Regions from separate parts of the Homo sapiens genome. Here region 2 is linked to region 1. Evidence: read pairs that join two places in POLR2A ChIA-PET (ENCODE). Cell type or tissue: GM12878. All regions are shown on one strand.

Region 1 (5,000 bases):
GGTATTTCTGGGCTCTTGGAGACTAGGGGTAGCATCATGCATTATGGACCAAGTAGAAGACATGGTGCTTGCAAAGAACTGTAGAAGCCATTTAGACTATTCAGAATAGAGTGATTAAACCAATATGGCTGGAGCAAAGGTCACTAGGTAAGAGTGGAAAGTAGGGTTGAAAGGTTAAGAGGAGGCCATAGGACCAACATAGTGAAACCCCGTCTCTACTAAAAATAGAAAAAAATTAGCTGGGTTTGGTGGCAGGCGCCTGTAATCCCAGCTACTTGGGAGGCTGAGGCAGGAGAATCGCTTGAAGGCAGGAGACGGAGGTTGCAGTGAGCTGAGATTGTGCCATTGCACTCCAGCCTGGGCTACAGTGCGAGACTCTGTCTCAAAAAAAAAAAAGGAGGCCATAGGAAAAAGGATCTAAAATGCAAGCCTAAGATGTTTGGCTTTTTTGCTTATGGGGTAAAAGTCCACTGAAAGCTGTTAAGCCAGAGCTGTTGTCAAAGTGGTGTTTTAGGAAGGGCTATGTGGATAGTGTAGAATGCAAAGAGACGAGCAAAGTTAGCTTATCATAGTGATTTAGACCTGAGGTGATGCAGACTTGATTTGGGCAGTGGCAATGGAAAGGAAGGCTGTGTTTAAAGGTGATCACTTAGGAAGTGATCAGACATGGGAGATATGAATAAAATAAGAGCAGATAAAATCTATCAGGGACAAGCTGTAGAGGAGTGCTGAGGATGGTGCATTGTAGGAAAGGCCTACATTTAAAGATTAAGGGGAAAGGAGTTAAGGAGGTACAGGGAGCTGACTTAGGTAGATTTTTCTCGTGCGTGCTTGCGTGTGTGCGTGTGTGTGTGTGTGTGTGTGTGTGTATAGCAATAATATACATTCTTTTAATTTGGCGGGTTTCTGATTGTTTTGTATCTAAGTACAAAACAATAATTCTAATTTCATGTTTTTAGTCTCAGATGAAGTTTGATTTCTGAAGAAAATTGTTATTTAAAGTTAGGGAAATGTTTCGTTGAATACTTACTGTTGTAAGTGAGAAGTAAGTGTTAACATTTAAAGAGATTTTAAAAAATAGAAAGTTGGCCGGGCGCGGTGGCTCACGTCTGTAATCCCAGCACTTTGGGAGGCCGAGGCGGGCGGATCACGAGGTCAGGAGATCGAGACCATCCCGGCTAAAACGGTGAAACCCCGTCTCTACTAAAAATACAAAAAATTAGCCGGGCGTAGTGGCGGGCGCCTGTAGTCCCAGCTACTTGGGAGGCTGAGGCAGGAGAATGGCGTGAACCCGGGAGGCGGAGCTTGCAGTGAGCCGAGATCCCGCCACTGCACTCCAGCCTGGGCGACAGAGCGAGACTCTGTCTCAAAAAAAAAAAAAAAAAAAAAAATAGAAAGTTGATGTTTCTTTTAGTCTCAAACATTTCCAGTGCTATAGCTTACAGAATTTTTAGTGTGGAGATTTTTATTATTCCCCATAAAGTATTTCCTGATACTGATGGGAAGTGATGTGCCTCTGAACATGCTGTTTAGCTATCTAGCTAGCCATCTGCCATCTGTGACACCCCTTGTCACTCACAGGCCATTTCATCTTACTCCAGTCTGGTGACTGCTACCCCCATCATGTTAGAAATTGATTTGAAAATAGACTTGTGTTTATTTAGAGCCCTGGCCTCATAATGGTTTGACTGAACATTATGATTATCCATGTTATCAAAGAAACAAGAAAAGGTATCTTCTGCTATATTAGAGCGGTGATTTCAGAGTACAGTTTCACATGCAGGCAGCAGGTCTTCTGGAGATGTAATTTTATGTCATAGACTGGCAGGGCATATTATAGTTGTCTAGCTCAGGTAATGGTAATTACAGGTAAGTTCACAGTGCGACAAAATATGAGTACCACTAAATTAAAGTGAGCGTAATCTGAGTATTTCTGGTTTCAATTACTTTTTTTTTGTTATTTTATTTTTATTTTTAAGTGATGAAATGTTCCTATGTGAACTGGAAAAATACAATTCATGTTTTGATTTTCATTTAATTAGTATGTTTCTTCAGGGCTTTTTTCAGAGTTTATTTAAATAGTGGGTAGAAGAAGTTAAAGGTGTGATCACAGTTGGTTCAGGAATGGCATATCTAGGGGGCAGTTGGTAGGGAATTTTTTTTTGTGGTTGAAAGTGAAATAGTATTTCATTACTGGGATTAGAAGTAATCATAATGGGCAGAGAGAACTGAAAATGACTAATATCCTTCACTCAGTCTTCTAGAGTTTTTGAACTTCCCTAAGTTACAAATTGATGCTTTTAAAATAAAAGCTTAGTCACTTTAAGTCTTGGTGTTTCTGAGACCAGGACCTACAGCAGCCATTATTGAGGGTAGACAGGTGATTAAACTTAATCACTTTGGGTAAGACTAGAACTTAGGTGACAGTCTTTTTGTTCATCTAGCATTTATTTCCTCAGTTTGCCTCTCCCAGGGTCAGTTTGCTACTGTACAGATGGTCTGTATCTCATCTCATGGGCAGAATTCCTACTTAATCATTCCCTTGGGCCTTGCCCTCCTCCATGTTTGCTTTCACCTCCTGAAGAGTAAAGTCTCTGGCCTAAAATCCCCTGGGGCAGCCAGGTTGACTTTCCTTAAAGCACCACAGACAGACTGTAGCAGTTACGGAGAAGAAAATGGCTTGTACTACTGTTTTCTGAAGGCAGCAGTATATATGATAGATACTTGTAGCTATCCAATACAGATGTTTCATAGAATTCCATCTGTAAAACAGGAAATGGTTATTCATTATGAATAAGAATTTACTGGTTACTAGTGAATATTCCAGCTTTCTTTTGGATATGCTAATAGTTAAAACTTCTACCTTTTTTCCTTCATTGCCAACTTAGTTTATTAGTAAAGGATGTCTAGCCTTTTTGTTTATAATAAATACCTTCCTTTTTTTTTTTTTTTTTTTTTTTGGAGATGGAGTCTCACTCTGTTGCCCAGGCTGGAGTGCAGTGGCACAATCTCAGCTCACTGCAACCTCCGCCTCCCAGGTTCAAGCAATTCTACTGCCTCAGCCTCCCCAAGTAGCAGGGATTACGGGCGCACGCCGCCACGCTGGGCTAATTTTTTTGTATTTTATTAGAGATGGGGTTTCACCGTGTTGCCCAGGCTGGTCTCAAACTCCTGAGCTCGGGCAATCCGCCCTCCTTGGCCTCCCAAAGTGCTGGGATTACAGGTGTGAGCCACCGTGCCTGGCCCCCCATTTCATTTTTAAAATTAATAAACAATAGAAATAATATGAAGCCGTGTTAAACTGCTGATGAACTGCTAATCTAGATGATAAACATAAGTGATCACATTTCGTGAGTATAGCCTTTTAATTGAGTTCAAATTATCTTGATTTGGGGGAGAGATCTAAAATGAACTGGTCTCTAATGAGTTTTGTTCTGTAGAGGAACATTGTGGTGAGGCTCTATTATGTTTTCAGCTGCAGTGGATAACTGACATTTCAACTTTAAGATAAGGAACTACTTATTGCAGGTTTAATTTGTGAAGTTTGTCAATTGATTCCCTCATAAATAGCTTCCTATTTGTCTCTAAGCCATAAGCTAAGAACAGTATGCTTATCTTTTTGGTAAGAGTTACTGCCTGAGTATTTCATCTTCTGGAAAATGAATTTGTTGAAATAAGGTGTCTACTCTAGAGCTGTTTTTTATTGCACAAAAGAGATCTATGTGAGAGACAGCTGATTGAGAATTGTCATTTTATTTTATTTTATTGAGACAGAGTTTTGCTCGTTGCCCAGGCTGGAGTGTAGTGGCGCCATCTCGGCTTGCCGCAACGTCTGTCTCCTGGGTTCAAGCGATTCTCCTGCCTCAGCCTCCCGAGTAGCTGGGGTTAGAGGCATGCGTCACAACGCCTGGCTAATTTTGTATTTTTAGTAGAGATGGGTTTTCTCCATGTTGGTCAGGCTGGTCGCAAACTCCCGAACTCAGGTGATCTGCCTGCCTTGGCCTCCCAAAGTGCTGGGATTACAGGCATGAGCCACCGTGCCTGGCCACAGAATTGTCATTTTTATTTTGTGGATTTTGTGTTTTCATTTTTTTGTGGTATGTTAACTAGTTTATCAGAATGTCGTTTACCAATAACTTGAGTATCTGATATCTGATAATAAGGACCATATGGCTATTGCAGCTTTTTGTTGTTGTTGTTGTTTTTTGTTGTTGTTTTTTGAGACAGACTCTCGATCTGTCGCCCAGGCTGGAGTGCAGTGGTGCGATCTCAGCTCACTGCAAGCTCCGCCTCCTGGGTTCATGTTATTCTCCTGCCTCAGCCTCCTGAGTAGCTGGGACTACAGGCGCCCGCCACCACGCCCGGCTAATTTTTTTGTATTTTTAGTAGAGACGGGGTTTCACCGTGTTAGCCAGGATGGTCTCGATCTTCTGACCTCGTGATCTGCCCGCCTCGGCCTCCCAAAGTGCTGGGATTACAGGCATGAACCACTGCGCCTGGCTATTGCAGCATTTTATAAGTGACATAATGGCAGAGTAATGTTACTAATTTTTCATATTAATTTAGGTCATTAGTAATACTTTATTTCTTATGTGGTAAAACACATTAATCATGAAAATATTTTCTAGCTTAGTTTTAAAAATTCTTTGCCATATAACTTTTAAATAAACAATAATATTTATCCCATTGTGTCTGCAAATGAAAACTACATCCTTTAGTATTGAACTGATAACGTTTTTTGCTCTCAGAAAGTTACCTTGTTCAGTGCTAGCCTATAATGGTGTTTGAAGTTTAAGAGTGGCATTGTTGTTTGACTCAGCAAGGAAATATATAGGAAATATTGTAATGAAAATAGAATTTCGAGTGGTAGTAGATTATTTCTGACTTGAATTGAAGAATCCCAGAAGACTTCCTAGTTGAGGTGGAGGATATTTTAGCTGGGCTTGGAGGATTTAATAGCTTTTTGATAGGCAGGATGTTGCTGTGCTCCTCCTTCCATC
Region 2 (5,000 bases), 1.0 Mb before region 1:
TTAGGAGGAAAAAACTAGCCCAGCAGACAGAGCAGGGAGGGCTTTGCTCAAGCCTTAGTGATGTGGGCGTTAACCCAGCAGATGAGAGGCCATGCGTAGGTAATTGAACATTGATAGTGAGGAATTTAAAAATAGGAGGGAACTGCATTGGTCCTGGGAGTCTAGGTGAAGGATGCATCAGCACAAGGTGGACCTCTTAGACTGGATCCATACAGCAAGCAAGAGCCAGGCTGAAGCCTTAATATTGCATCAACTGATGGAGAGAGAATATTGCATTTAAAAGATGAGTATTTGGAAAGTGATGGGGAAGAAATGGTTCATTCGTTTAGGTGAGCTTCTTTATACTTCTACTCTCTTTTCAAATATATTACAGTAAGCATGTGTTACTTGAATAACAAGAAAAGCATTTAAGAAATAAAGGCCAATGGGTAATGGTAAATCCCTAGGGATCCTTAGGGATGGGCCACCTGGACTGGCTAAAAACTGTGTGGAGGTCAGCAGCATGACTGTGCACTCTCACAGGTATGCTTGCACTTCAGGCATTCAGAATTCCAAGTGTAAATCAAGTGTCCAGTTGTCTTTTCCTTTAAACAAAAGCTGTTTACACATAATTGCTAGACTTCACCATATTCTCTGTGCTAGATATGTTTGGTTCACTAGGATGGATTAACTTTAGTTCCATACCATCTACTTACTAGCCTGCTATGTGGAGCAAGGAAGAGATAGAGGAATGGGCTCTGTTAATCTGCCAGTGTCCCCGCTAGGTGAGCTCTCTCCAGTTATGGTTTCCACTGTATAGGAAAATGATGTCGAGAATTGAGGGTGTGGGACACAGAAGAGAGAAATGAAACAGTTTTAATAGATGGAACGTATGAGTTAGTACAAGAAAGATGAACTGAGGTCGGCTCACATCCGTTTGCATTTCTTGAACTATATCATAGAATCATTCATTTAACCATTTTGGTGAACATCCAGGGGAGTTTCAGCCCAGCTGATCATATGATAGACAAGCACTGCCAAGGTCAGGATCATTTAGATCATGTTTAAATCCTCTTGAAAATTACTTTATTATCTGGAGAATCAATATTAAATAAATCTCCAAGAATTGCACAATAAGGAATTACCTTACATTTCATACAGAACATAAGAGAAGCTGTGATGTTTCTGGAAAACAATGTAGGTGTTCTCAAGACAGTTATGAAATCTTCTCCCGACATACATGTTAAGAATCAAGTAAAAATCCAAACAAAAGAATTGAATCCAGATCTGATGTTAATGAAAAGTCTCTTAAAGGTTTAATCACATGTACTAAAGAAAAATCATCTGATAATTTTTTAAACTGAGAAATATGGAAATTATGTTTGTGGTTGGAGTGTCCCAGATGTTAGCTCTTTCTCCCACAACAGGTGGTTATTAGAGGTAGGTCTTGTTTTCTGCAGAGCCTCTGTGCCTCTAGTGTTGTTCCTCACAGTATCTATCTACTGCTGCCATTCCATGAACTTCCTAATTCCCATCTGTGAGCCATTAAAAAAGTTTGCATGACCGCTTCCCACCTCTTTAAAAGATGCACTTTTGTACTAAATGGTGTTTTGCACATTTGAGAAAATAAGTTTGCTTTCCTCTAATATGACAGAGGTCTGGCAAGATAATTGAAACTGAAATCTAGTACTCTACAACTGTCATGTATAATTGATATTTCATGGGGAGATTACAGTTCAGACACCAAAACTGTTTTCTGTATCAATGGGTTTCTAATTACAGTGAAAACCCATCAGCTTTTCTTTTGTGTTAATGGAAAAACAACAGAGAAAAGTAACAGTAAGTTGCAGTTACCAGGACTTCTGTCTTTGTCCCATTTTGTTGTTGTTCTTCTTTCTAAAAACCAAAAAAATCTATGTCCAAAATTGGAAACCAGATGCCATTAATAGCAAACTTTAATTTTGATGTACCAAAATGTTTATAATAGTATATCCAGTTTTGTGTCATTATCACTTGGTCTAGAAACTGATGACAAGTTTCCTAAAGTTCCCATTGTATACTCTTTTAGAAGGATTATGGTAGAATAGAAGTGACTGAGGTCTGAAAGCCTGTTTTGAAGCAGTTATCTCTGGAGATAACATTAACTAGGATTGAATAACTGCCAAATGAAATTTAATACATTTTCCCATCCATGAAATAGGCCTCTTAAATACAACAGAATAATTACTTTCACAATACTCCCTGGAAACAAAGAGAGCAAAAATATTGAATGTCTTTTTTGTTTGTGGTGTTTGTTGTTAGCTAGAGGATAAGGACAAGGATATTTACCACAATGCTGAATGCATCTCCATATAAAAACAGCCTTGCCAACAGCCACCTAATTTGAATCTGCATGTCTTTTAAATCTGTTTATGTTGGAGGGATCGTGGCAAATATTAAATTTTATAATTTAGTTAGACATCTTGGCCTTGGCCTGAGTTAATGAACTATGATTTTCCCCCTGCAATAAAGAAAAAGGAAATGATTTTCCTCTATCTATATATGTACGTATATATATGTATGTTATATGCTTGTACCTAGGTGTGTGTATACATGTATGGACACACACACACACTGTTTTAAAACAAAAGCTCTGGGAAATAAACGCATCTTGCCCCCTAACTCTCCTCCCCTCTCCTATATAATTGTTCAGTGTTGTAAGTTTTCTGAGTTCAAAATCTGTTTTAGATCTCCAACTAAGCATCGAAAGTTGGATCTTAAGTCACTTCACCATTCTTGGCCTTAGCTTTCTTTGTAAAATGAAGAGTTTGACCTAACTGATATATAACCAAGGTCCTCCAAGCCCTCGACGTCTAAGTTCTGTGATTTAAAAGTGTTTCTATCAGTTTGTCAAGCCCTTTCTTGGAAACTAAGGTTATTTAAAATTATATGGTGCTTACGTGATTCAAAATAATTATTGCATATCTAATGACATTTAATTATTTCCATTGACAAATTCACACAGGAGAATTCAAATAGCTGTGTTGGAATTTGAATATAATTTGACCTAAGATACAATGTAACTCAGACATTTACACCTACATGTACCAGTCAATATGTGGACGGGACAGGCCAAGCCGCCTGTGTTTGGACTACATGATCTTATCCCCCCTTCCTCGTTTGTAGCTCTCTGGACCGGGAAAATGCCTGTCATTAAGGTGGCCCATTCATAGTATGACCTATGTCTGCTTCAAAATGAGCTGGGCCATCCAGTGATCTTGGCATTCTGAGCTTAGAAATACAAAGACAAAGAGGAAATTAGCAGGAGGTACAGAACCAGAAAGAATGCACCAAGAGGTATCATGAAGAAAGAGTCCAATCTGTCATCATGAGAGGGCAGAAGCCAGAGAGAAGCAGAGGTCCCCCCAGAGAGAGGAGAGAGGCTGAATAGCCCAGCAGAGGCGAGGAGTGGCATTCGGTTCCCAAGAGCTCTCTGAGTCCAAAACCTAAGCTACAGAAAACTATTTATGATAAATCTTTTATTTGAACAAACTCAAATAGGTTTCTCTTCCTTACTATTAAAACTACCCCACTAAATTGATCAGCATACAAAAATCCCCCCAAGAATCATTATGAGTTCCACAAAAACCAGGACCACATCTGAGTTATTTCTCATTCTATCCCCAGTGTCTCCCAAAGTGACAGGCATGAGCTAGATTAGAAAATGTTTGTTAAATTAGTAAATGCATTCTCTGATCAATCAATGAATAATCATTGAATAATTTTTAAATTTCACTTCTATCTTCTATTTTTAGCATAGATATCACTAAAACTGCATTATACGTGACTATGGGAAGATTCACATTTACAATGAGTATTAATAAAATTTTCATAAGCTGGCTTTTAACTTTAGACTATTGTTATCTCTATGAAAAGGTTATCAAAATAGAGCTTTAACGAAGTATGGATTTTCTAAAAATAGGGACGAAATGTCATGCTTAGAATTGACTTGTGGGAATCTCCTTTCTCCTAGTCACATTATGACGTATTTAAGTTCAGAATGCCAAGATCATTGGATGCCCCAGCTCATTTTGAAGCAGACATGGGTCATTCTATGAATGGGCCGCCTTAATGCCAGTGGGCAAATCCCTGACCCTTGTATATACAGAGAACAGTGTGAGTTTCTCCATCTATTTCTGTGTTATTCTAGCGATGGATTTGTGCCGACAGTCCACTGTGTTTCTTCCCTTGTCTCTTATGTGACCAGAAATAATGTTTCTGAAAGAGAAGAAAACAGGGTTAGAATATGCCATCTGTGGCCAAGGAAACAAGCAAAGCCAAGCCAATTATTCAAATTGGAATACTCTTCCACAGCCACAGGCAATGGAGTTGATCCTATCCTGGAGAATCAAGCTCATTATTACATGGCTCTGGACCTATCAGAGGGCATTCACATGACCTGGAATAGACACAAGGGGAGTCTTAAAACATCACGACAAATTAGCCGGCGTGGTGGTGGGCGCCTGTAATTCCAGTTACTTGGGAGGCTGAAACAGGAGAATTGCTTGAACCTGGGAGGCAGAGGTTGCAGTGAACGGAGATTGCACCCCTGCACTCCAGCCTGGGTGACAGAGCAAGACTCTGTCTCCAAAAAAAAAAAAAAAAAAAGTCAGAACAACTTTGTCTCTAACATTCTTTATGGAAAATGATTGATATTATTTAAGATGATCTATAGAAAATAGATGGAGTTAGGTAACATATGGGCCTAAAATCCAAACAAAAATGTAGTTGGAACAACTATATCCTCAGATATATTTATAATATTTAAGAGTTTACAGTCATTGTATAGGGGAAAGATTTAAAATTAAATGGATTTTAACAAAATAGAGACAAAGATCACCGTAACTGAAGATAGCTTGAGTTTTGAGGGGGTTCTTGAACTACACAGGCTATTATTTCTATATAACATGCAAGTATTTTCAGTCAAAACACATGATTCTGTCTGCAGTTATTATGTACCTATTACATACCAGTTGTCATGT

Evidence for each region. Peaks named below come from ENCODE experiments on the same cell type or tissue, not always from the same donor. Only the 100,000 strongest peaks of a DNase experiment are listed, where the experiment ranks them.
Region 2: POLR2A ChIA-PET joins it to region 1 with 6 read pairs; 1 of 35 experiments calls an interaction of 5 or more read pairs at or near these places.

What each region holds. Positions count from the first base shown.
Region 1 is chr18:54,207,258-54,212,257 of GRCh38, reverse strand. The region is part of intron 1 of MBD2 (methyl-CpG binding domain protein 2); the gene reads left to right. Among named protein-coding and RNA genes, the nearest start is that of SNORA37, 13 kb to the left of the region's middle. RefSeq lists enhancers at 2,062-2,401, 2,492-2,541 and a silencer at 3,412-3,612. In GM12878, no CTCF peak of the experiment used is centred here; a DNase peak (open chromatin) is centred at 2,357; H3K4me3 peaks cover 2,249 bases; H3K27ac peaks cover 3,749 bases.
Region 2 is chr18:55,237,094-55,242,093 of GRCh38, reverse strand. All of the region lies in intron 15 of TCF4 (transcription factor 4), which reads left to right. Among named protein-coding and RNA genes, the nearest start is that of LINC01929, 120 kb to the right of the region's middle. RefSeq lists an enhancer at 755-864. In GM12878, no CTCF peak of the experiment used is centred here; a DNase peak (open chromatin) is centred at 895; H3K27ac peaks cover 1,620 bases.